2 separate regions of the Homo sapiens genome follow, and region 2 is linked to region 1. A link is an interaction called in ENCODE POLR2A ChIA-PET data of the cell type or tissue named here. Cell type or tissue: Caco-2. All regions are shown on one strand. Each heading gives the region's core, and the rest is flanking DNA. Links, peaks and the distances in the headings are about the cores only.

Region 1 (2,901 bases), core at 213-2,712:
GTATCCTGACTTCAAGGCTAGCAGCCACAGAGCTACTTTCAGCCCCCTCCTCCAGGAAGGCTGCCATAATGACCCTGGCCTGCTGGGACCTGCCTCACTCTGAAATTTTTTTTTTTTTTTTTTCTGAGACGGAGTCTCGCTCTGTTGCCCAGGCTGGAGTACAATGGTGCGATCTCGGCTCACTGCAAGCTCTGCCTCTCAGGTTCACGCCATTCTCCTGCCTCAGCCTCCCGATTAGCTGGGACTACAGGCGCTTGCCAGCATGCCTGGCTAATTTTTTGTATTTTTAGTACAGACGGGGTTTCACCGTGTTAGCCAGGATGGTCTCGATCTCCTGGCCTCGTGATCCACCTGCCTCAGCCTCCCAAAGTGCTGGGATTACAGGCGTGAGCCACAATGCCCGGCCCACTCTGAAATTCTTAAGCCAATTCTGACACCCTACCCCTCTATCCACCCGGCTCCACCCATTAAGCCTAAGGAGGCCAGAGTTTCCCGTGGGTGCCCCAGATACTCAAGCACCCCCATTCCCAGGCCTGTGAATGTCTACTGCTCCCCAACCTCCACATCTTCCATGGGAGCTTCTGACAGGCCCTGAAAGGCCTAGAAAAGGTGGCTGAGCTGAGCCCCCACCCTCATTCTCCACCTGATGCTGCCTGCTGCTCTGGGGCTGCTTGCCCGGCCTCCTCCCGGGGCATCAGAGCGAGTGTTTATCTGCTGCCATGGGAAGCCCTGAGTCACTCATCTGGAGCTGGCACCCACCGCAGGATGGAAAGGAAAACAGGCACTGGCAGGGTGTTTTCTCCATTAAGTTCCCTGCGGATAGCAGGAGACGGGCAGAGTAGGGATGAGGAGAGAAATGACTTTTTCAGGCATGACGGTCCTTCCTCTGCTGTCCAGGTCTGGCTCTCCCCTGGAGAGTCTCAGCTCTCTACCATGTGTGTCCTCCCCAGGGTCTGGCCATGAGGAAATTGAACACAGAGAAGCCCAGGCCCTTCCCTAGGGCACACAGCAAGCACCCAGCCTCTGGCCTCAGTGAACAGGCAGAGACTACAAACGGGGGGTGCTCGGACCAACCAGACCCACAGAGGGACAGAGGAGACTTGTTTGACCCCCACAGAGTTAGAAACAACTGGAATTTCTTGCCCACAAAATCAGCCTGGGAGCAGGGGCTCACACCTATAATCCCAGCACTGTGGGAGGCTGAGGCAGGAGGATCGCTTGAGCGCAGGAGTTCAAAACCAGCCAGGGCAACATGGAGAGACTCTGGCTCTAAAAAAAAAAAAAAAAAAAAAAAAAATTTAATAGCCAGGTGTGGGCCGGACACAGTGGCTCACTTCTGTAATCCCAGCACTTTGGGAGGCTGAGGTGGGCAGATCACTTGAGGCCAGGAGTTGGAGATCAGCCTGGCCAACATGGTGAAACCCTGTCTCTACTAAAAATGCAAAAATTAGCTGGGCGTGGTGGCTTGCACCTACTCAGCTACTCAGGAGGCTGAGAGGGGAGGATCCTTTGAGCCCAGGAATTCCAGCCTGCAGTGGACTATGATCTCACTACTGTACTCCAGCCTGGTGACAGAGCAAGACTCAGTCACTTTAAAAAAAAAAATTCTATTACAATTCTGACTTCCCGTTTTCCCACAGCAGCGGGCCGGCTTTCCTACGTGGCAATGAATCACACCCATCACAGTCTCCACCAACCCCTATTGCTTCACCCTTAACTTATTTAAGTACCTGCCTAGCATCTGCAGGCATTGGAATCATCTGACCCTTGCTTAAAGCAAGGAAAAGAAGAAGAAATGGAATTTTAGGCAGAGGTTAGAGTAGGAAGAATCTAGGCTCCCGAAAGCTATCACTGGAGGTTCTGGAATTTGCAAGCCCTGGCTGGGAGGGAACATTCCCACTGACCATTCCAGCCTCTGCTGACCCCAGGGCCTTTCTGTGGCCACGGTCCTGGCTGTAAGTGCATGCACAGTCCTGGGTATCCTTCCAAGTGGATGTGTGGGCCCTGTGTGTGTATTTCTGGGCACAGAAGACTTTCAGGGTACTTGAATCTTGAATCTGCCATTTTCTGGCTGTGCGGTCCCAGGCAAGGACCTTACTCTTTCTGGGCCCAGTTTTGTTTGTTTGTTTGTTTTGAAACAGGATCTCCCTCTGTTGCCCAGACCGGAGTGCAGTGGCATGACCATAGCTCATTACAGCCTCAACCTCCCAGGCTCAAGTGATACTCCCACCTCAGCCTCCCGAATAGCTGAGACTACAGGCACACACCACCATGCCCGGCTAATTTTTTTAAAAAATTTTTTGTAGAAATGGGGTCTTGCTATGTTGCCCAGGCTAGTTTTGAACTCCTGGGCTCAAGTGACCCTCTCGCTTTGGCCTCCCAAAGTGCTGGGATTATAGGCATGAGCCACTGCCCCAGGCCTCTTGTCTGTAATATGAGCCTAGGCTGGCACCAGACAGGAGTAAGAGTAACTTTTACTATTTGATGTAAAGCCAAGCACTTGGCATGGGTTAACAGCTTCAGTCCTCGCTAAGAAATGAGGAGACCAAGGCACAGAAAGTAAAGCGCACAGTACAGGACCCGATCACAAAGGCCAAAAGGCAGCCAGGCCTGGCTCCCAGGGCCATGTGCTGGCTCCCCACACAGAGAATGTCAGCCGTGTGTGCTCTCAGCACTCTCCTGATACTGAGGATGAGAGGCACACATTACATTTGGGGACTTTCTTTTTTTGGGGGAGAGACAGAGTCTTGCTCCGTCACCAAGGCTGGAGTGCAATGGCGTCATCTCGGCTCACTGCAATCTCCACCTCTCGGGTTCAAGCAATTCTCCTGCCTCAGCCTCCGGAGTAGCTGGGATTACAGGCACCTGCCACCACACCTAGCTTAATTTTTGTATTTTTAG
Region 2 (2,901 bases), core at 247-2,746, 290 kb before region 1:
GTGTGGATGAGTAGGTAGGTGGAGGTATGGGTAAAGGAATGAAAAGATGGACTGGTGAGTTCAGGTTAGTGGAAGGCCAGAGGGAGAGGGTGATGTGAACTGAGGCTCCAGGCTTTTTCCTGCGTCTCCTTCCCACCCTGCCCTGTTCTTCACTGAGATGCTGTGTCACCACCCAGTAGAAGGGACTCTGACCGTGTGGCATCAGAACAATCCTGGGTTTGAATTCGCTCCTACCATGTTCTGCCTCTGTGGCCTTGAGCAAGTCCTGCCACCCTGAGCCTTAGTCTCCTCCTCTGTAAAACGGATGTTTGTACTGTCCCCACTTCACAGTGTGGCTGGCAGGGTGAATGGGTTAAGTGCCCACGCCATGGTCCCTGCCCTACCTGTGTGAATTCCTGTTTGGTGGCTGCCCAGAGCAGGGGCTGGCATCACTTGGGGCTGGGCAATGTTGGTAGACTGCCCAGACCCTCTGCTCTGAGCTCCACTCCAATGGAGGGAACAAGCACCAGCCTGTGCTGCGGCAGGGCCCTCCCTCTGGGAGGTTCTTCCCCTGGAGAGAGGGGGCTGGCCTCTGCCTGGGGAGACTTAAAATCCCACTGTGGGGACGGGCACTGGAACAGAGCCCAGGACCTGGCTCCCCTCCCTCCCAGCTCCCTGCGTTCCAGCCTCGGGGGCCTCCACTCGGTTCTCAGAGCTGGGGGTGAGAATGCGACTCAATGTCCAGCTGCCTAGATTCACATCCCTTCCTCCCACTGGCTGGCTGGTAGCCTTGGGCTGGATACTGACCACTCTGTGCCTTGGGAAATGAGAGTTCCTACCTCATAGGACTATTGTGAGGATTGAATGAGTTAAAATGTGAAGTGTTTAGCACAGTGCCTGGCACACAGTGAGCATGGCTAGCTGCTATTATTCTTGTATAACAGTTGTTTTCATTACTGTTGCTGGTATTATTATCATTATTTTACCTCTCCCATATCCTTTTCCCCTTCTGGCCAGAGGGCATTTGATGTTTCCTAGCAGGAGATGGCCCTCAAACTGGGCCTTGAAGGAACAGAAAGGCCCCCAGAGGCAGAAGAAGGCACCCCTCGGGAAGACTCCGCCTGGGGCAGCTCCCACAGCAGAAGGCCAAGAGGTTCTGGCCAGAGGGAGGCGTGGCTCCCAGCGCAGGGGCGGGATAGAGAGAGGTGAGTCAGTGTCTGGCCCAGCCAGGCCCTCACAGCCACAGCTCTGCTTCCCATCAAGGGGCGGAGCAGCTGCGGCTCCCCTCTGGCCAGGGCTGGGGGTCTGAGTCAGCTGGAGTCAGGTAAGCAGAGGAGGATGTGGGGCTTTCCCACCCGCAGCCTGGAAGCCCGTGTGTGCAGGGCAGGGCTGCCTCCCACGGCAGGGGCAGGCAGAGGCCTCTGCGCCAGGTACAGCCTAGGTACCGCCTACCCCCATGGCTGACCCTGGGCCCCAAATCCAGCGGGAGGCCTGGGAGCATCTTCTCCGCCTGAGTCACCGGGCTGGGCCCAGGACCCCAGCCAAGGGCTTTGCCTCTGGGAAGAAAAGAGCTTTGGAGTCCAGCAAAACCTGGGAAGCAGGGGGAAGCTTCCCTAGCAGGTGCTATTTGAGCAGAGGCCTGGAGGAGGTGAGGAAGTGAGCAGCGGGCCGTGTGGGGTAATGGGTGCTCCAGGAAACCAGAACGGCAGATGCGAGGTTCTGAGGTGGAGCCTGGAGTGTCGGAGCAACAACAAGGAGACTGTCGTAGGGATGAGGCCTTGGGGAGGAGGAACAGAGAGCAGAGAGGACCTGGGGCATGTCCCACAGTGGATGAGCCACGGGAAGGACTTTGGCTTTTCCTCTAAGCAAGGTGAGAGCTGTGGGAAGTTTCCAGGCAGAGAAGGGACGAGATCTGACTTAGATTCTCACGGGATCTCTCTGGCTGCATGTGGGGAATGGATTGGAGGTGGAGGATTCAGGACAGAAGCCAGGAAACCAGGGAGGAGGAGACCACAATAGTCCAGGTAAGCCATGCAGGGTCTGGACCAGGGTGGGGACCGTGGAGGTGAGAGAAGAGGTGGAATTCTGGGAGTTCCTCTGCACGTCAGCCAACCCGCCCTTCTTGGGTGCCTACTGTGTGTGAGTTCTGTACAGCAACATGATACAGAGATCACAAAGGCTGAGCCCTTGCCCACAGTGTAGGAGACAGGAGGAAAAGGAATGCAACTGTGATGTGATCAGTGTCAGACTGAAGTGTGAATGAAGGGCAGCTACATCTCCCCAGGTTCTGTCCTAAAACTTTCTATGTAGGAGCTCAACCTAGTGAGATAAGAGCTATCATAAGCCCCCATTTTCCAGATAAGGAAACTGAGGCCCTCTTAGTCAAACAATATGTCTAAGTTAAGAGACTCCTCCCACTAGTAAGTGGCAAGACTGGGATTCACAACCGGGTCTGAAGGGCTGCAGGACTGACCCCGCCTGACCACCTGTGTAATCAGGAAGGGCTTCCCGTAGAGGTGAGGCTTGAGCTGGGTTCCCAGGGATGCATAGGATTCCGTCAGTGAGCAGAGGGCCTTCCAGGCCTGAGCAAGGTATAAGCCAATGTGTGTTCAAGACACACAAGCCCCACGTGGAGTTTCTCCCTCCCCTTGGCATCACAGGGAGGACGAAAGGGAGCTGGAAAGCCTCACCTACAGTGTTAACTGATGGAATTTCACGCCGGGTCCCTGTACCTTGCAGCTACCTCTGGCCCCATCCATGGTCCCAGGCTCACGATGGGTGAGAATCATCCCCTTAGCCACTGTCTCCCACACGTCACTTAAAAGCCATCTTTAAAGCCATTCATACCTTTTCTTAAGTAAATTGATTTTTTGGTTTACTCCACTGGTTTTTTAAAAAAATAACTTACTGAGACGAAGTTCA

The links. Peaks named below come from ENCODE experiments on the same cell type or tissue, not always from the same donor. Only the 100,000 strongest peaks of a DNase experiment are listed, where the experiment ranks them.
Region 2: POLR2A ChIA-PET joins it to region 1 with 25 read pairs; 2 of 35 experiments call an interaction of 5 or more read pairs at or near these places.

What each region holds. Positions count from the first base shown.
Region 1 is chr20:50,032,802-50,035,702 of GRCh38, reverse strand. No RefSeq gene overlaps it. Among named protein-coding and RNA genes, the nearest start is that of SCREEM1, 3.8 kb to the right of the region's middle. In Caco-2, for the core only: no CTCF peak of the experiment used is centred there; DNase peaks (open chromatin) are centred at 1,532 and 1,900.
Region 2 is chr20:50,319,801-50,322,701 of GRCh38, reverse strand. LINC01271 (long intergenic non-protein coding RNA 1271) reads left to right here and starts at 1,360. Exons shown (of 3, transcript NR_109950.1): 1 at 1,360-1,627. RefSeq lists enhancers at 23-607, 608-1,193, 1,194-1,778. In Caco-2, for the core only: no CTCF peak of the experiment used is centred there; a DNase peak (open chromatin) is centred at 1,191.